4 separate regions of the Homo sapiens genome follow, and regions 1, 2 and 3 are each linked to region 4. A link is a loop called in an ENCODE intact Hi-C map of the cell type or tissue named here. Cell type or tissue: B cell. All regions are shown on one strand.

The links. Hi-C counts contacts between places; a loop is a spot of excess contacts. Peaks named below come from ENCODE experiments on the same cell type or tissue, not always from the same donor. Only the 100,000 strongest peaks of a DNase experiment are listed, where the experiment ranks them.
Region 1: it touches region 4 in a loop (7-fold over the local background); 14 of 110 quality-filtered maps call a loop at or near these places.
Region 2: it touches region 4 in a loop (5-fold over the local background); 25 of 110 quality-filtered maps call a loop at or near these places.
Region 3: it touches region 4 in a loop (3-fold over the local background); 10 of 110 quality-filtered maps call a loop at or near these places.

The regions. Positions count from the first base shown.
Region 1 is chr13:99,280,124-99,285,123 of GRCh38, reverse strand. The region is part of intron 4 of UBAC2 (UBA domain containing 2); the gene reads right to left. Among named protein-coding and RNA genes, the nearest start is that of GPR18, 24 kb to the right of the region's middle. In B cell, no CTCF peak of the experiment used is centred here; DNase peaks (open chromatin) are centred at 1,495 and 2,753; H3K4me3 peaks cover 2,107 bases; H3K27ac peaks cover 5,000 bases.
Region 2 is chr13:99,267,620-99,272,619 of GRCh38, reverse strand. The region is part of intron 4 of UBAC2 (UBA domain containing 2); the gene reads right to left. Among named protein-coding and RNA genes, the nearest start is that of GPR18, 12 kb to the right of the region's middle. In B cell, CTCF peaks have their summits at 2,599 and 2,800 (motif pointing left); DNase peaks (open chromatin) are centred at 1,002, 1,879 and 2,789; H3K4me3 peaks cover 1,004 bases; H3K27ac peaks cover 2,733 bases.
Region 3 is chr13:99,319,751-99,324,750 of GRCh38, reverse strand. All of the region lies in intron 6 of UBAC2 (UBA domain containing 2), which reads right to left. Among named protein-coding and RNA genes, the nearest start is that of GPR183, 15 kb to the right of the region's middle. In B cell, no CTCF peak of the experiment used is centred here; DNase peaks (open chromatin) are centred at 2,110, 3,500 and 3,880; H3K27ac peaks cover 2,744 bases.
Region 4 is chr13:99,373,131-99,378,130 of GRCh38, reverse strand. All of the region lies in intron 8 of UBAC2 (UBA domain containing 2), which reads right to left. Among named protein-coding and RNA genes, the nearest start is that of MIR623, 20 kb to the right of the region's middle. RefSeq lists an enhancer at 2,254-2,323. In B cell, no CTCF peak of the experiment used is centred here; DNase peaks (open chromatin) are centred at 1,840, 2,740 and 3,270; H3K4me3 peaks cover 2,301 bases; H3K27ac peaks cover 5,000 bases.

The DNA.
Region 1 (5,000 bases), 93 kb after region 4:
GGTAAGGTAACATTATGGTTATATAAGAAATGCCATTTTAGAGCTTTCTGAAATATGAAATATGATATTATGATGTCTGGAAATTGCTTCAAAATACTTTTAAAATGCCAGGGAATGGAAAGAGGATAGCAAAAATGTTAATTACTGAATCTGGGTAATAGGGCTCATTTTATTCTCTCTGCTTGTGTCACTGAAATTTTTCATGAAAAAGTTATAAAATGTTATTCCAAGAGAAATACGAAAACTACACATTATTTTCATCTACTGCTTCACCTTCACAAACTTTAATTTTCCAGCAGCCTTAGAATATGTATCGTTTTCTGTAAGTCCTGGCTTACAGTCTTCAAAAATGCCAAGGTCGCCCAAGACAGACTGAGGAACAGTCCGGATTAAACAGTAAGGGGATGTACCAATGAAATGCAACATGTAATACTGAACCAGACGATGGACTAGAATTTTGATTTTCCTTTTTGCCATAAAGGACATTATTTGGACAATTGCCAGATGTGAATAAAGTAATACATACTCATGGTATTTTGGAGTCAAAGGGACATTATGTCTACAACTTGCTTTCAAATGATTCAGAAAAAATACTGTGTAGAGAGAAAATGATAACAGCAAATGCGGAAAATGTTAATAACGGGGGCATCTGGTTTTAGGGTATATGGGAGTTCTTTGTTTTATCCTTGCAACTTTTCTATAAACCAGAACTATTTTAAAATTTTCAAAAAGTATAAAACATAAGTGGCAGCATTTGGTAGCTACTGAAAAGAAACAGCAGTTTCTTCAGTCTATTAAATGAAAATACAAGTAATAGCTAAATAACTGGAGTGTCATATAGTGCTTCTTCAGGCCCCATTCATGGGGGCACTTCCCCCCAATTGGAACTTTTTTTCTTTGCATTGTGTGTTTATTTGTACTTCTTATTTTAGCAGCAAAGTTTGAATACAATCATATAAGTTGTCTTTGGACATTTACATTGCTAAAGTTGAAATACACAGCCTCAGTCTGGCAAGTTAAAATGCTCAAGTTGCTTCCTGCTATAGTGACCATTAACTAGACTGTTTTACCTTTAAAAATAAAGTGGCATTGGCCAGGCGTGGTGGCTCACGCCTGTTATCCCAGCACTTTGGGAGGCCAAGGCAGACAGATCACGAGGTCAGGAGTTTGAGACCAGCCTGACCTACATGGTGAAACACCGTCTCTATTAAAAATACAAAAATTAGCTGGGCGTGGTGGCACACGCCTGTAATTTCAGCTACTCAGGAGGCTGAGGCAGGAGAATAGCTTGAACCCGGGAGGCAGAGGCTGCAGTGAGCCGAGATAGCACCACTGCACTCTGGCCTGGGTAAAAGAGCAAGACTCAGTCTCAAAAAAAAAAAAAAAAAAAAAAAAAAAAAAAAAAAAAAAGGTGGCATTAAGGCATTAAGGAAATGTCTGAGCCACAATTCAGACAGGCATGAGTTTCCATCCAGGCTTGCCACTTAAGTAGCCGTCACTTAGTGACTCAATCCTCAGACCCTCAGCTTTCTCATGTAGAACACAGCAATAGCAACATCTACTCTTGCAAGTCTGCTTGTGGCTATTCATTTAAATCTGGCTATTCATTTAAATCAGGAACATATGTCAAACAAGGCTCTACGGTACAAAATTGTTCAATATAAATTTATTAAGATTTCTTAAGAGAAAGGGTAAATCCTGCTGTCAAAAAAAAATCTCCAAATGGAATGCGTAATGTTAACATTTCATAATGTTACTCCATATTTTTCCTTCATATTGTCACTGATATTAACAAACCTATCCTTGGTATTGTCATTTATTTATACAGCAAATAATTATCAAGTGTCTCTATGAACCAGCTGCTATTCTACACACTGGAATAACAGCTGAAAACCACACAGACCAAGTTGCTCTCTGAATCCTACATCCTAGAAGCCAATATTAAACATTAAGTAAGTAAACAAAATAATTTTAGGAGAGAGAACTGTAAAGTGTTGATTCTAGCTCTGGTGTACCCATGACTGATTATTTGCCTTCCTAAATATTCTCTGAGCTACTTTAATAAATTCCCTTTCTGCTGAATCAGCCAGAATTCATTCTATTACTTCAACTAACAATCCAGCCAAAACAGGGATGCCTATTCTCTTGTAACTGACAAAGCCTTTTTCCTTTAGTTCAGATAACAAAAGCACATTAGATTTCAAGCACATTAGATATTTCAGAACTCAACACATAACATATACCAAAAAATCCAACCCTAAGACAGGTATGAGATTATTTTTGTGTGCTGTATATTTTGCTATAGTTACCAAGACATGGTTAGCATTTTGAATTTTTTTTCTTAGAACAATACAATGATCTAAATCTAAAATCTTTCACAAGGTGCAACTTTCCAGTGATAAACAAGAACAGGAAGTGAATCTTGAATACAACCAGACTTCAAGTTCCCTTCACTATTAAAGTATCTCCTTTGCTGTCTGTTACCTGAGTCTCACTTAACCAGCGTTAAACTTCCATCATTCTAGCCCAACAGTTATAAATATCTTTATTTCTTTTTGAACAAAACATATTTCCTATTAGACTGGAAATTTTGACACACTCAAATGTTTGAAGTCCCAAGAGGAAGACAGCTAAAATAAAAGGAATTGAGCAGCAAAGCAACTCAGAAAAGCAGAAATGAAAACAGATGTTAAACCTCTTTAAAACAAATTTTTACTAATAGCCTCAACCAAAGCTATTTCAGTCAACTACTAGAAATATTCTACCTAGTCAAAAGTTCTCAACAAGCTTCCTAGGTCATGAGCTCCTCAAGGGTGTGGGCTAACTCTTTCCAGGGTTCTATCTACCACCCAGCATCATGCATGTCATGACTCTCCATCATGGGTGATTTTGCCCCCCAAGTGTCATTTGGCATTATCTGGAGACATTTTTAGTTGTCATGACTGGGGTAAGACTGGGGAAAGGAGGTTTTGCTAACAGCATACACTGGGTGGAGGCCAGTGATGCTGCCAGCCACCCTGCAGTGCACGGGACCGCCCCCACCGCAAAGGGTTATGCAACTAAAATGTCAAAAGTGCTGAGGGTGAGGAAACTCTAGCTTAGGTCAATGATGCCACTGCCCTTCATGTTCAAATACAAAATCACTTATCATGTGGCTTCATGTAGACTTCTGGCAACAGCTTACACGCCCTTTTAAACTGGATACATTAGGTCTGCTCCCTGGTAAGACACTCTGGCCACTGAGACCGCAGTTTGAAATTCCTGCAGTGTTAAAAGCCTGAGTCTCCTTTCACAATTAGCCAGCAATCCATAAGGTAAGTACCTCTGCACGCCACTTTGATTCAGAAGGCACAGATCTTCAAACATTACTAAAATCTTGTTAAAATGATTGGCAATCTCAGTTCCTAATCAGTCCTCAGGCAATGTCAAGACATAAGTGAGACAAGAAAAGCCTCTTCCTCTTGTTATGTATCTTCTAACATCATGATTTTTCTTTTATCAATTTATAGAAAATAGCGCTGAAGGTTTCTGAGCCTGTTTCCTCAAAGTAGATGCGAGTTCTCACCTTCCAGGGCTGTTCTAAGGAGAGAAAGTGGCACACCTGCAGAGTGTCTGGGATGAGCCTGGCGTGTGCTTGCTGACTACCAAGGTGACATAGTACCAAGTACAATGCCGGACACATGGTATCCAACACCCAAATACTGAACTGAGCCCAAAGTGTGAGAACTTTTTGGTTGAGAAAGGAGATATCTTGTGAATATAAGAATGAATGGATTATATGCTTCTCTCTTAGGTAAGATGCTGGAAATGATTTTATAAGTCCACATTTCAATCCTTAAAAAAAAAAATCACTGAACCCAAATGTGAAATTCAACTTTTATACTTTTTTGTTGTTGCTGTTGTTTTTTTTTGTTTTGTTTTGTTTTGTTTTTTTTGAGATGGAGTCTCGCTCTGTCACCCAGGCTGGAGTACCATGGTGTGATCTCATCTCACTGCAACCTCCTCTGCCTCCTGGGTTCAAGCTATTCTCCTGCCTCAGCCTCCCAAGTAGCTGGGATTACAGGTGCCCGCCAACACACCTGGCTTATTTTTGTATTTTTAGCAGAGATGGAGTTTCACTATGTTGGCCACGCTGGTCTCAAACTCCTGACCTCAAGTGATCTGCCTGCCTCGGCCTCCCAAAGTGATGGGATTACAGGCGTGAGCCACCACGCCCAGCCTACATTTTTCTCTTAAGTAACAGATTTGAGGTAGCTTACTGAGTGAGAAAGAGAGAGAGAGAGAGAGAGAGAGGGAAAGAAGAAGGAAGGAAGAAGGGAGGGAAGGAAGAAAGGAAAAAGGACATTAGCAGAGACACAATAATTTAGTGCAAAAAAATAACTGAAGCAACTAGCATGTGGCAGACCGATCCCAGTCAGCTTTCTTTGTCCCTTTGGTATTAAAGAACACTCTTCACTACTCCATGCTGAGGGAGCTGTAAGAGAGAGTAAGATCCTGCTCTTTCAAAAGCATCCAGTTGAGAGAGTGGTCAATTAGGTAAATAATTACCATCTCAAGTAATGAATGTTTCACATAACTTACAAGCACAAAGTTAACTGGGAGCAAGAAGGAAGGAGAGGTTAATTCCAACTCTGGCTGGAGCAGGGTTTCGTGGAGCAGAGCTACCCAAGGGGACACTTGAAGTTCTCCTTGTTTTCTTGGTAGAAGTTTGTCAAGCAAAGGGGAGAAGGGATGTTGTAACCACAATTGTCGTAATAAATGAATCCAGAGAAATCTGTAATGATGTATGCGTGACAGGCAGTAGTGAGTAATGCAATTTAGCTGACATGCAGAGTACAAGGAAGGAATGACAGAAAATGAGGCTGGGAAGATTGGCTGGAGCTCTGAGGTGTGTCACAAGCAAGTTAAACTTTATAAAACAGCAGGAGGAAGCCATAGGAGATTTCTCAAGGTGTAAAGGAATAAGACCAGATCTCCTTTGTAGATAAAATTAGGGGAGT
Region 2 (5,000 bases), 110 kb after region 4:
AAGTCAGGAAGACGGCAGGCCCTCACCAGAACTTGACCATGCCAACATCCTGATCTTGGACTTCTAGCCTCCAAAACTGTGAGAAAATAAATTTCTGTGTAAGCCACCCACTCTATGACAGCACGAGTTTACTAAGACACTCATATATCCTATGACCCTACATTCCTGCTCCTGGGTTTATATGCCAAAGAGAGTCTGTCACAGGCCCATGAGAATGGCTTAAGATTAAGGATATAGATAAAACAAGGTGGCCATGAGTTGATCAGTGTTGAAAGTGGGTGATGTTGAAACATGGGGTTCATTACAGTGTTCTCTCCTTTCTTATACATGCTTAAAAATTTCTCTAATGAACCCAGATATCAGAAACAAAGATAGAAATTAAAATATGGGCTGCTTTAGTGGCCCACAAGGCACTTGACCTAGATACAAGCCCCTGGAGTTGAGGGCTGGGATTTTTAGGTCTAGTAGAGCTAAAAGAGGTGACCTTAAGCAGCTCAAGGAAAGAGAGCTGGGACTGAGCCCAGACCATCAAAGATCACTGTCTTTTAGAGAGAAGACTAAAAATATTCCATTTATAGTCTGCTGAAACAACAAAGAAAGTTAGCTTACATTAAAAGCCTTGGAAACAAAAAGATCAAACAGTCCTAACAAAAAATTAAAATCTAAGGCCAACATCATACCTGAATTTGTGGCCTAGATTTACCCCCACTTGAATGGTCTGGGAGCTCTAAGGTAAGAAAATAATATAAAAGCTAATCCAGGCAACAAAAACCCCTCAGGACCCAGCAGTAGTAAACACAAAATCCCTCAACAGAGATACTTTTGTGAGCTGGGGGACATGGGGACTCGAAGAGCAAATGAAACCACTGAAAATGAGTTCACAATAAAAAATTAAAACTCTAAGAAACAACAGACTACCCTGAGGGAGAATTTGATAACCTGAGAAGCAGAAGTGAAAAACAATTTAAAAACTCTAAGTATGTATAAAATGATTAAGTGCTTTTTTAAAAAAGAATGGGAAACAATGAAAAGAAAGCACAGGCCAACATGACTTCATCTCCCAAAGCATCATGCAATGGCTCCCGAATGCCCTGATTAAAGGCCAAAATTAGTACAATGGCCTGACAGGACAGTGACCACTCTTACCTCCCTGGCCTCATCTCCTGCTATCTTCCCACACCCCATCCCCCCATCACTCTGCTCCAGCTGTCCACGTACGGGATGGTCCCATCTCCACCTGAGGGCCTTGGCACTGGCAGTCTCTGATATCTGGAATACTTTCCCCAATATCTCCACATAGCTCACACCTTGACCCCTTCAGGTCTTTGCTCAAATATTACCTGATTTCTGAAGCTTTTCCTTACTAGAATTATTAAAACTGCAATCCCACTCACACCCTGGCATTCCCTTCCCTAGTTTATTTAGTTTTGTACAACACAGATCATGATCTGGCATATATATATTACAAATTTTTATTTTGTTTACTGTCTTTTACCCTCAATTACAATGTACAGTCGATGAGGACAAAGATTTTGTCTGCTTTGATCAGTGCAGGATCCTCAGAGCCCAGAACAAGGCTTATCATAAAGTAGGTGCTCAACAAATAATTTAACAAGAGGAAAAGAGAATGCAAAAAGATTGGGGAAATCAGAAAAGAGCCGATTGCTCTTGTAAAATATGAGGTAGAATTCTCTCATTCATTCATGCATGCATAAATACCCAAACATTTACTAAGTGGCTACTTTATACAAGGAAGTGTCAAGCTATTCTCTTCCTCACTTTGGAAATTCTTTCTTCTCCTAAAACATGACTGAAATTGACTTCCTCCATAATTTACCATAAAAGATTAGCATATTTTCTAAGTTAATAAAAGTACGCAATGTACTGAAAATCATCTTTTACAGTTCAGCTTCCTGTTCCTTATTTTTATTCTTCTTCAGAACTCATGTGCATGTCCACACCATCAACCATCAATTTCTATCTAACTATGTTTCTAAGTACAAACTCTCGTTCCCTACTTACTTACTTTCTGGGTTTTGAAAATATTCTACTTGTTGTTGATACCACTATAATCTTGGACATTGATATAGAAATGTAAAAAGTAGTAATTAAAATCTAACACTTGATCTGTGCCCAAGAATTAGCTAAGGAGCATTATTTAGGAAGACAAAAGCTGATGACTATAAATGTGACCATAATATTCACCTCTGCTAAATTCCAATTATTTTCTTATTAACATTTACATACATGTGCATTCTAGTGAAAACAGTCTGTGGTTCATATAAGACTTCAAAGAGACACAAAATGGCAAACAATATTACCATATGCCCTTGATAAAAATATCTGCTTACAATTCTCTTTGATTAGCTCAATAATTTTCAGATAATGATTATTTTTTTCTTTAATGTTACTATTAGGGCCAAGTAGTGTGTTGCCTCACCTTACGTAGTTAAAATTTGGAACTGTGCTGAGCTGAGCCCATGAATAATCAGAACTAAAAATCATTCTTAGGTTTACATCATAGGAGTTTCACAATTGCTATACCAGTGGTGTTTAAAATACTTTATTGTGTTGTTTAGGAAAAATTAACACACATACACAATACCAGTTTTTAATTCTAACTACAGCACACGCCTTTATGAAATAGTCACAGGGTATCAAACTGTTAAAGGTGTTTGTATAAAGTATAATACCATTCTGTTATTTATTACAAAAATGTTTCACCATATGATCCCCATTTAATAACTTATTTTAGAGGAGTTAAAGCTTTTATCAAGTTCTATGTAACACTGCCATCTAGTGCAGTGTTACTGCAGGCAATGCCTACTGAACTGCTGAGCATGCTCATTTCAGAAAGGGGAAAACAGCTTTAACATGGAAGCTTACAGTCTAGATTGAAGTTCTGTAAGAATTCGTAGTAATAATATGAAAAATGTAATTTATTTTGAATATTTTATTTTATAAATGTTTCAAATATGTCACCCTACCAACTCATTATTTAGCTCTTACCTTAATGGTGTCAGGATTTTCTCATTCTATTCCTCTTTAAGTATTTATAAAGACTTTCTGGAAGTACGTACTTCAAAATTTAAAAATACCCCTTGCTTATAAGAAAGCAAAAAATCAATCACTTAGATTATATAGAAAAAATATCAAACCTCTTTGTATTACAGAATTTGAGAAATATAATAATAACTCTACATTGCAGTGAATTATGTCCTGGAACAAGTTCTGCTGTACCAGTACTAGGCTGCACAGAACATCCTGGGAAATGCGGTCCCTTGGCTGGACTCCAATTAATTTCTCTAGTTCTCTAAGCCTACTTATGAATCTCACAATAAAGAAGAGCACAGAATCAGAATATAGCTCATTTAAACCACAGAATGCTCACGGTTTAAAGGGATTTCATAGGCACTCCATTTGTGGTACCTACCAATGAGTGGACTTCCTGCAACACCCCTGCCTCGCACTCTCCCAGCCACAGCCTGAGTATCCTCAGTGTCAAATTCAGCAGCTCCCAAGGGAGATCACCTCATCTTGAGACAGTGAGTGCTGCAAAGTTACTCCTTATGCCAAGCCCAAAGCTATATCCCGTAGCATGTCCCCGTGGTCTTCATTCACCACAGGCCATTCCCCCCTTATTTAACTCCTCTTTCACTGGGCAGCCCTTTCAACAGTGGAAGACAGTTCTGCCCCAGTTTCTTCTCTCTGGGGTAAGCAATGCCTGTTCTCCACCTGTTTCTCCCATGGCCAATCTCCATCTCCACCCCATCCTGATGCCAACCTGGACCACCAGCAACATCCTTGTTTCCCTGTAATCCTACAAATGGCATCTAGGGGCATATTAGTGTCAACTGGCAGTCACTCCATGATGCCATTTCACAAGCCAAACAACTCTATCATTCAGTGCCTCTACAGCTGATTTTTAAGACTCAAGAGAAAGACCTAATGTTCTCTCTCTTACCTTCTTTACCTTTTGTGTTTCTTTTTTTTTTTTTTTTTTTTTTTGAGACAGAGTCTCACTCTGTAGCCCAGGCTGAATGGAGTGCAGTGACAGGATCATGGCTCACTGCAGCCTCGGCCCTCCAGGCTCAGGTGATCCTCCCACCTCAGCCTCCTAGGTAGCTGAGACTACAGGCACATGCCACCACGCCTGGCTAATTTTTTGTATTTTATGTAAACACAAGGTTTTGCTATGTTGCCCAGGATGGTCTCCAGGACTCAAACGATCTGCCTGCCTTGGCCTCCCAAAATGCCGAGATTACAGGTGAGAGCCACCATGCCTGGCCTCCTTCTATGTTTCATATTTTGACTATAAAGCCCAAAACTCCAGCTTGCTGAGGCAGCTAATGTGTTAGAGCTATTGTTCTTCTGAGAAGACTGCTAGCAGCTCCCCGAAAACCCACTGTTCCCTTATCTCCAGGGACACAACTGCCCAGGTAAGATTACATCTCCCAGCCTCCCTGTGATTAGGTGTGGCCACGTGACCAAGTTCTTGCCAATGGTTTGGGAGCAGGAGTGACATCTGCAACCTTGAAGGCACCTGGGGAAAGGCAATCCCTCCTCCTGCATGCCCCTTCTTTCTTCCACACCAGCTGGAAGCAGAAGCCATGGAGCCTCCTTGGAAGGCACATGTTGAGGAAAGCAGAGGTGCTCCACCAGACCAGGCCCTTGACGACTTACCGGTACAGAGCCTGCCTACCCCACAGGGTGGTTACAAAAGTGAAATGAACATCTGCGCTCTTTGAGCCACTGTGTCAGCGGTTTGTTACAGAAGCTTAGCCTCCACCATTACTGAAATATCCTCCTAGTTTTTGTAATTTGCAAATCTGATGAGCAAACACACTATATTTTGGTATTTTTTATCACTGATAAAATATTAATCAGAACAGCAGGGACCAAGAATGCTACAAAAAGATAAATGTTACTCTTTCAATTTCAAATGACTATAATAATAAAGGCAGATACCTTTCAGAGCATAAGAAAGCAGCAGTAGCAAG
Region 3 (5,000 bases), 53 kb after region 4:
CTGAATACGCACTCTGTTGTTGATCAAAACGTTGTTACGCAGTGCATGACTGTAGTTAATTTCCCTGTGCCTCAGTTTCTTCATCTATAATAGGGAGAATATTCCGTAGTTCCTCAGGTTTTTATGAGGGCTAATTAAAATAATGTTTGTAAAGTGCTTAGAAAAGAGTACTATTAGTCAGCTTTTTCTAAGTTATACTGTGGTAACAAATTATCAAATTTCAGTAGCTTATAACAAAGATTTCTTTCCTGTTCATGCTACATGTTGGTACAGCCCTGCTCCATTTGACTTCTTCATTCTGGAGTCTGAGGAGCTGCCCCTCTCCGGGCCCTGCTTTTCTCATGGCAAAGGGGACAGAGCAATGGTGGAACCAGGCAGTGGCTCTTCAAGCTTCTGCTTGGATGAAGCATTTGTCACTGCTGTTCATATTTTAGTGGCTAGTGTAAGTCAAACAACAAAACCTGATGTCAACAGGGCATGCAGAGGCCCTATAGGGAGGGCTTCAGTAGAGAGGGGCAGAACATATTTTGACCAAATATATTTGAACAAACAAAAATACTAGAGTAAAAAATCTACCACAAGTGTCTGGTACATACTAAGTGCTGTGTGTTTGTTAAAGAAAAATACTTGTTTGCACAATCATACAGAATCCTGAAAGTGGATGTTTGGGAATGGATTGTGTGTAGTTGGAGTGTATGGTTCACAGAAGTGACAGGGGTAGGTGAGGAGGTCGCATTTTGAAAGGAGGCTAGATTTTTGCCTACAGGTAGAACATAAGTTGCAATAATAAAATTTTATAGCTATTTTTATAAATTTTATAAGGCAATTCTATCTGCCAGCTTTATTAAGACAATGGCATCATTTCATTTATTCTGCACTGAGCATTTAAAAATCACACGTCAACTGGTCGCTACCTCCCTGTGTTAACAATGGCCTAAGACACCATTTGTCATCCTGGGCCTGAGTTGCAATTGCCACAAGGAAGAATATATTAATAGAAGGCTTCTTCCAGTTAGTCCTGGCTCCCTGTGGTCAGGAGTGGGAAAGGTAGCATAGAGAGGGAGGGAGGAAAAAGGAGAAAAGGGAGTGTATATGGATGAGTCAACGTGAATGTGAGTGTGTGTGGGGTGTACATTGGACAAGCACTGACATCACACTTGCTATTTTAATTATAAGGCACCCTCCAAATTTGGATGCTTCTTAAGAACCTGCTACTTGTCTTCAACTTCTACATGTGGTCCTTTCACAAGTCCCATCACCCTCATGGCTTTGGTCAGCCTTGAAATTTTTGTTTGTTTGTTTGTTTGTTTTTTGTAGAAACAGGGTTTTGCCATGTTGGCCAGGCTGGTGTTGAACTCTTGGGCTCAAGCGATCCACCTGCCTCAGTCTCCCAAAGTGCTGGGATTCCAGGCATGAGCCACTGTATCTGGTTAGCCTTGATTTTTCTTTGCAGTTCCTGTCCTCATTTTCAATGAACTACTAGAAAATAATCCAAATCTCTAAAGTAAGTTTAACTGGGAGGCTTGTGCATCAGAGGAGTTATCTGAGCTGCTACCTATACCACTCTTTGGTCAATGGAGAAGCAATCTAAGGGAAAAAAGGTTAAATAGGAGAAAAGGAAGCACGGAGAGAAGAGAGAGCTGGGCACAAGCAAAGGCGGCGCAGAGGAACTCACACCTACCATCCCTCGCCCAGAAGCAGGCCAGGGCCTCAAAACATACTCTAAAGATGCTTATGCTTCCACAGCAGGTTATGCTGTTTCCATTTGTTCACAGTTACTTTAAGACAGTGGTTTGGGTTTTTTTGTTTGTCTTTAAAAGTACTACAGAGGGAAGAGAGAAAGGCAAATCACAGCCCGCAAATGCGCTGTCTTGACTCCCTCCAGATGGCTCATTTTCCCTACCCCTGTCCTATGATCTACGAACCCTGATAAGGCTTCTGTAATCTTGCACCATCGTAAAGTGTTTCTTCTTGAAGTGCTTTAAAGATCCCCACTCCTTACAGAAAACAATCCAAACTCAGACCACATTTGAAGTCCCAAATCTTACTTTTGGGTGTAACAGATTGTTTTTTTTCCACACTAAGGCTGCTGGATCAGAGATAATCAAAGTCTGATATACTGTACATGACAAGTAACGAATGCAGGAAATGGGTACAGTGAAGGGCTGCGTTGAAGGGAGAAGTCTGAGGAATATAGGCCTGTTAATTCACTCTCAAACAGCTTAAAAGAGGGTCAAGTAAAGATAAATGTGTGAACTGTAAAAAGAAAATTGGCAAAAGAAGGCTCTTTCTATTTTAATCATGCCAGAATCAGATCAGTCCTGAGACCTCGGCTTTTGAGAATTAGGGTGCATCCCTGTGGTAATGACTCAGTACTATGATTCATAAAACTGTAGAAAATGAAGAAGTTCTGAGATGTAGATGGCTCAAAAGCTCTCTGCAGAACCACAAGAAGAATTTAAATGAAGTTCAGTAAGTAAGCAATGCTTTAAGGAAAAGTATTAATGTGTAAGAAAATTAGTGGAATTATGAATATGTAAAGACTGACTTCAATTTTTGAAGGTCTCTCACCAGACATCTAGAAGAACAGTTGATACGGTCACTGAAATGTTGAAGTATTTGTTTAAACTGATATATGTCACTTGGCTGTAATAGCCAAGCTTTCCAATTACAATTTTGCAACATTTCATGAAAAGTCCTATTTTAAATACTAAATGTTTGCATTAAAAATCAGAACTGTCAAATGAGGAAAAAGGTAACACAAAAACATTTATCAATGATACATGTGAATAATCTTACAGTCATCTTTAAGTACAAGAGAATCCCCCTCACCTTTCCTGGGCAGCAGCTGGAGTCTCTACTGGATAACAAAATAGGACTGAGGTCTGACAGCCATCCTGGGCAAACTAACTTACTATTGCTCCTGTAAGCTAAAAACTGTCTTCCCTCAACTCAGAAAAATGATTTAGTTATTTTCTGTGATATCACTGAAGATAAAAAGTGGTCAACTTACCTAGTAAAATACTGTACTGACATAATTTATCAACCTTCTATTTTAATCAGTGGAATATTTTAAAGTTATATATTCAAAGACATCTATAATTATGCAAGAATAAGGGACACCGAGGAGAGATTAAAAACTAGCCTAGGCCAGACACGGTGGCTCACGCCTATAATCCCAGCACTTTGAGGCAGATGGATCCCCTGACGTCAGGAGTTCGAGACCAGCCTGGCCAACATGGTGAAACCTCGTCTCTACTAAAAATACAAAAAAAGTAGCCGGGCTTGGTGGCGTGCACCTGCAATTCCAGCTACTTGGGAGGCTGAGGCACGAGAATCACTTGAACCCGGGAGGCAGTGGTTGCAGTGAGCCAAGATCATGCCACTACACTCCAGCCTGAGTGACACAGCGAGCCTGTCTCCAAAACAAAAAAGCTAGCCTAAACAAAATAAATCAACCAGTACCTAGCTAAATAAAATAAGCTCAATCCAAAGTTGGCAGCTTTCCAGAAAAGCATGAGTAAAGTTTTTGGTTTCTATGACAGCAAATAACAAATTACTCATGTTTCATACAAATATCTTTGTTTAAAAAATACTCTTTTTCTTAAAAACCACATTAATTGCCAGAATGAAATAAAATCATTGCTTAACACACATGGTTAAGTGAATTACTGGTTTCAATACTAAAATGTGAAATCTCATCAACAGGTTTTGTAACATTCCCCAAAACACTGAATATCATCTATAATTATAATTATCTGTGCATTTCTTTTGCATAGTAAGAATTTTATTTTGTTAGTATTTTATTTAGCATAAATATCTCCCCAAAAAGGGAAGTCACTTGATCTATAAAGGAAGAGGGGAAGTCATGTTGAGCAAGAGACATCTGGAATAGGCAGACTGTGGCTTTGTGAATCTCAGGCTTGGATCCTATAGTCAGTGGTGTGTAAATCAAACACTCACAAATAATACTGATATTGTCTTTTACAATCTTCCTTATCTAAAGTATGCCACATCACAGTAAATATTTCATAATAAAAATGAGAATTTTCTAGACAAAGAAAGAAAATGTTCCTTAGGTTCAAAACAAGCACCAACATTTATGGTATAGGAACATAGGAAAACTGGCCATGATTCATGAATATTAATTATTTTAAATAAACAGTCATCTAATTATGGTAAAATAGTAATAAAGAACAAGGTTAATATGAAGATTTATCAGATTTTTTGTCATAGTAGAAGGCCGGTAACTTTGGCTGAATCAATGACTGTAAAAGGCTCAGAAATGTTTATTATTAGTAGGGTTCTTTAAAATGCTACATTATCTTTGAATTATATTCCAAACACACTGTAATTCTATTCACCCTTCTGAAACAAGGGATTTTTTTTGGTCAAGAATTTTATTTTAAACGTCTGATTCCTTTTAAAAAGTTAAAACAGGTACCCCACTACCTGTTAAACATGTGTACCGGAAAAGACTATAATCATAACATATAATTTTAGATTTTAAAAAGACTATAAAGAGATGAAAAATGCAACCTCCAATTTTAGTGCACTGAATGTCACACAATGCAACTTTCTGAGGAGACAGCAGGCACTTAAAGCTAGGAGTCTAAAAAAAGAATAAAGAAAGAAAATGGAATGTGTTTTAAAAAACTGAGTCACATAAGAGTTACTAAGGAAGGGGACAAATATGGAGAGTAAAAGAATTAATAGTAACTAACACAATGAAATCGTATACAATAAGGTACTTCAATATTTGAATGCTTTTGGAAAATATTTAAAACAGAACTCAAAACCATTACTGCTAAGTGAAACAAATATGCCATGGAACAAACAGTACATCCTCAGGCATCTCTCATGATCAAAGCAATGAGCTCCTTCTTTGCTGTTCTCAGGCTGGTTAAGTCTTCCTCAGTCACGCAACAGTTCTAACTGGGTGAGCCTAGACTTGGGGGAGTCTGGCACCTGTGTCCCAGAGAATCAGTCTAACCCCAGGA
Region 4 (5,000 bases):
AGATGATGCTAACGCTGCAGAAAAAGTGTCTACAGACGACACAGAGAAAATATGTGATGGGCTTACTGAAGGACTAGAGCAGCATGCATTTTGGATAAGGGATACTCAACTTGTAGGGACAGAAAACCAGGTTCATGCTTCCGTGAAATAAAAATGCAGGGGAAGCTGCATGCTGTCTTAGGTCTGACTCCAGCGCAGGGTGGCAGGGAGACCCGAGCTTTGGAGTTGGCCCCGTGTGACCACATGCAGGGGACCAGGCTCTGACTCTCTGTTTCCTCGCAGTTTGGGAGATGAGAGGGATGCATGTGAGAAGCCCAGAACAGTGACGGGCACATGACCAGCGCTCAATAAACATGACCTCTCAGGACCACTATTCTCCTATGGAGGGCAGCGGGGCCAGGTGTGTGGTGGGCCCTAAAGAAGTCAGAAAGACAGGAACAATCTTTTTAAATGGTGAGCATAACATTCTAACAAAAAGACTGTGTTGTTCTAAAATACACTTTATGTATTTATAAAGTTTAGCAAATACACAACTCTGATGACTATATAAATAATGGTATTATAGATGGTCAGCCCATCTCTCTCCCTATCGAAAGCACCACATTTTAGCCACAACACACATTAACTCACACTGAAACCCTGGACTACTTCATTTTCTCTGCAGGCTGCTTCCTGTCTCTGTAGTCCAGCTACTGGGATGAGAAGCATCAGAACTCACCATGAGCACCTGATCCGATCTAACATCCACAGGAAGAGAAAGTTTCAATGTAAAATCTCCTGATGTCAAGTTGTTAAAGTACAGGAATGAATGTTTACAGGTCTCCTCTGCTCTAAGGACTGGCACTAGGTACTTGCATGAGTTGGGTACTGGGTTAGGGCCTTGCATGGATCTGGTCTCCCTCATAGACGGTGAGCTCCCTTGAGGGCTGGCACCAGGCCTGGCTTGCTTCCCCCCAACACAGAGCCTGACACACCCGGTGCCCAGCACCAGTTAGAGAAGGCTGAATGTGAAGATCAAAAGTGACCAATAAACATGTGGAGGACAAAATGAGAATGCTGGTAGGACACTGAGACTCTGGAAAAGACTGTGCTAGGATAGACACTTGTTCTGGCGTGAGTGGAGGCAATGGTGAGGCGAGGCGAGGCGAGGCACGGCGCTGCATACTGCAACTTCGTCAGTGTTGGCTTCATGGGCTTGCAGTCATTCATTGGTCTGGAAAATTTTAAAAATGTCTCAAAGAAATTTTCTAAAAAGGTGTTCTTTCAACATTCCCTCTCCATCTCAGAGCACAGCGAGTACCTTCCTCCTGCTCAGGCATCACAAGAAGTTTCTGCCTAAAAATCCTCACCACAAAATATCAGATTAGAGTGCAGCTTGGTTTCTAGCCCCCAAATCGAAATGATTCCTTCCTCTAACTTCATTGAGAAGCCAGCTCTAGTTGGGTTCGCCTCCAGCATGCTTTGCTTTCCTGTCTTCCACATCTACTTATTTCTTATTTCTAGACACTAACATTCCCCAAATGTAACATCCAGAGCCTGCTTTCCGTAACAGGAAACCTGACTTCCAGAGGTGAGGAGCAGAGATAAGGCTACTCAGAGGACACCAAGGTGCAGCTGGTGCTGTGGCAATGGCAAACTCCAGCTCCGCCCTCACGGGGATGAAGACCCACTCTGGAGGTGTCCAGGGTGCCCCACCAGAGCCCCCACAGGGATGAAGACCCTCTTGGAGGTGTCCAGGGTGCCCCAGTGGAGCAAGGTGTGACTCCATCAGTTGCCTTTCGTCACGAGCTTCTGAACCACAGGCGTCAGCAGCCCTTCACCAGCCCTGGTGTGACACTTCCACATGGCTGGCTGACCAAGGCAGGGGAGCATGACAGAAATAGGCGTTGCCACAAGAGCACTGTCACTGTCACCTGACAATGTTCCAAAGGAGAGCAAGATGGAATACATTCCCTAATAATGTGCTTTTCAGAGAACCCACTGAATGAGGAAAACACCCTAGAGATGGAAATAAATCTGTACCAGTTTCTCTTTCCTTATTTTTTATTTTTAAACATCTATGATTGGGATGTGTGTGCCTACTACCTCAAGATAATTCTCATTTAAGAAAATGCCAGCCTGGGCAACCCTTGTCTCTACCAAAAAAAAAAAAAAAAAAAATTAGCTGGGCTTGGTGGCATGTGCCTGTAGTCCCAGTTACTCAGGAGGCAGAGTTGGGAGGATGGCTTGAACCCAGGAGGTCGAGGTTGCGGTGAGCCATGATAGCACCACTGCACTCCAGCTTGGGATACAGAGCAAGACCATGTCTCAAAAAAAAAAAAAAAAAAAAGGGAAAAAGGAAAAGAGAAAAGAAAATAAATGAAATCCCACTTTGGTATTTTACTTGCAATTCAACTCCTCTTTGACATAAGTAAAATGGGACATTCATTCCAATGAGATTTCTAGCAACTCCCCTCAGTGAAAGACTCCTTTTGGTTTATTCAAACTAGAGTGTGGTTTTCTTTAACTTCCCTTTTAGCTAAGTGCGTCAAAAACAAATGTTTTTTTTGGGTTTTTACTTCCCATATTCTGACGCTTGCAGAAAGCGATGCCCACCTGAAGACGGCCCCCACCCGATCCTGAGCTCACACTGGGTGCAGGGTAGCATGCACACCCTGTTGGGGGAGCCCAGATGTGCTGGGCCTGCCTCGCCCACTGCTGTCATAGCAACTGGCACCGGTTACCTGTTGGCACCAGCTGCCCACCCCCATGCTGACGCATGGCCGAGACCCTTGCAAGGCAGTGCAGCCCCCACCCCCCTCTCCCTGTCTGACCACTCTCTTCCTTGGGAGAACTGCAGATCCCCCCTCCTTTCACATCTCTTGGTTGAACTCAGGTTTCTGGTTATTACAGACCCTGCCAGCGTTCTGGGCTGCTCTGAGACCAACTGTGTCTAGAGCCTCGTCAGGGTCTTGTATGGAGCAGGTCTTTAGTTAAGGCTGGCTGAGCTCCTTTGTGTACATCTCTCAGAGCACCCAGCAGAATGAGACACCCCACAAAAGTTGGTTACTATTTGAGTACCATCTAGTATTTCATTGTAACACATCTAACTTTGGGATCTTGTTAGAAAACGTATTTCCAATCTACTAGAGCAAGCAATGGAAAAACCTGGCATAATACCACTCTCTAGCACATTTTTTATGTGAAAACAAGAGTTCTGAAAGGGAAGTTTACTGGCCACACCTTCGTGTTCAACCCTTCTCCGACCGATGCTGGGGCACCTGTGTGTATCAGGCTTTTCATAGGGTAGCAAACAAGGCAGACATGGCCCCAGCCCTCAGGAAGCTCGCTGTCCACAGGGAGACCAGACGCCATGGGAGGCTAACCCAATACCCAATGTGCTGCCATGCTTGGCTACTCAGAGCAGAAGCACGAGATGTGTCTCAAAACCAATAAATATTAGAGCCCTGCTTTCAGAAGGTGAGCATTTTAGGAGTTTCGGTGGGTTTTCTGGAGACAGTGGTAAGGATTCCTGAGATGAGAAGAGAGGAGACAGCCTCATTAAGATTTAGATTCTCTAATACTAAATACATTTTGCTATTTATCAGCTAAGAGTGAAAGCACCTTGTGGGTTTAAAGCCATTCTCTCTACTTGGGCTAATGGATATCTCAGAGACATAAACAGAATCCACACGACGTGTCATGTGAATTGACCAAAATTATGGGACGCCATTGTTTTGGGCTCCAACAAACCAGAAGACCAAACTAAATGGAGTCACTCATGCTAAATGCCACACAATCAAATTGAAACTTTAAGGAAGCAGACAGATCCCAAAACAAGAAGACCTGCTTTTTCTAAAAATAGGAGATCCCAGACTACACAAGTCAGCATAATAAGGAACTCCCCTCTGCTTTAACCCTTAAAAAAAAAGCAACCTGAAGTAACTCAATGTTAACCTATCAGTTATTTTTCTATTGCTCTGTTTCCTTCTTACAAAATGCACTGTTCCAGTACTGCCTGGCGGGAGCTCACATTCTGTTTTGTAGAATGGAGGCTGCACTAATTCATAAGTTGCAAATAAAAGCCAAATAGATCTGTCACTAAATTTGCTGTAATTCTGTCGTTTGACATGCATTATAAATGTATTATTAATATTAATGCACCAAATGGTAACATCTCTTGTCTGGGCAGTTGCACCATGTTTCCTGGGCCTGGATAGAGAAAATTATAAGATTATAACCTGCCCCCTCCTCTGTGTCCAGTCCATCCTCTTGGGAAACCCAATGATGGTGTTTCTTGTGTAAGATCCCGCATGGTTCCTTGGTGTCTAGAGTATAACCACATGCCACACATCAGACCCTTGGCGAGCCTGTCTGGCCTCCTTTCTGTCCAGCTTCTAGAATCCCAAGAAGTGCCCCGGCCCTCCAGTCCCCTCTACTCCAGCCCACCCATCCGTGGCTCCCCACCTCCCATGTACTTGTCTTCAGGCCCCTCCTCTGCAACACCACTGCCCTGACGGCCTTTCTTGGCCTCAGCAGCACCCGAACACTTCCACAAGCTCTTTGTCCACCTGTTTCCCTGCCCTGGGCTCACAGCTCCTCAGGGCAGGACATTCCGCCTTATCCATCTTAGTGTTTTCAGAATTCAGCACAGCGCTTAGCCCCGGTGCAGAGCAGACAGCTGGTCACTGTCAGCTAAAGGAAAGAAAGACATGAATCGAAGAGAGGAAGCTGAAATTTGCTCATCTTCCTTTTGTTAAATCCCAGCTTTGGTCTAGTCTTATTTAACTTTCTTGTCTGATTTTACCTAACAGTCATTTTCTAAGCTTTGGGAGGGTCAGAAGAGATACACTTGATGAGTTTTTCCCCCTTTGGTTTTAAAAAAATCAGAAGCAAATATGAGAAAAATTTAATCATTTGTTAATTTTGAGTATGGGTCATAGTAGTATAAAGATACCTGTTTAAAAAAAAAAAAAAAAACAATAAAAAAGAGAGAGATGGAATAATGGATATACTTATTA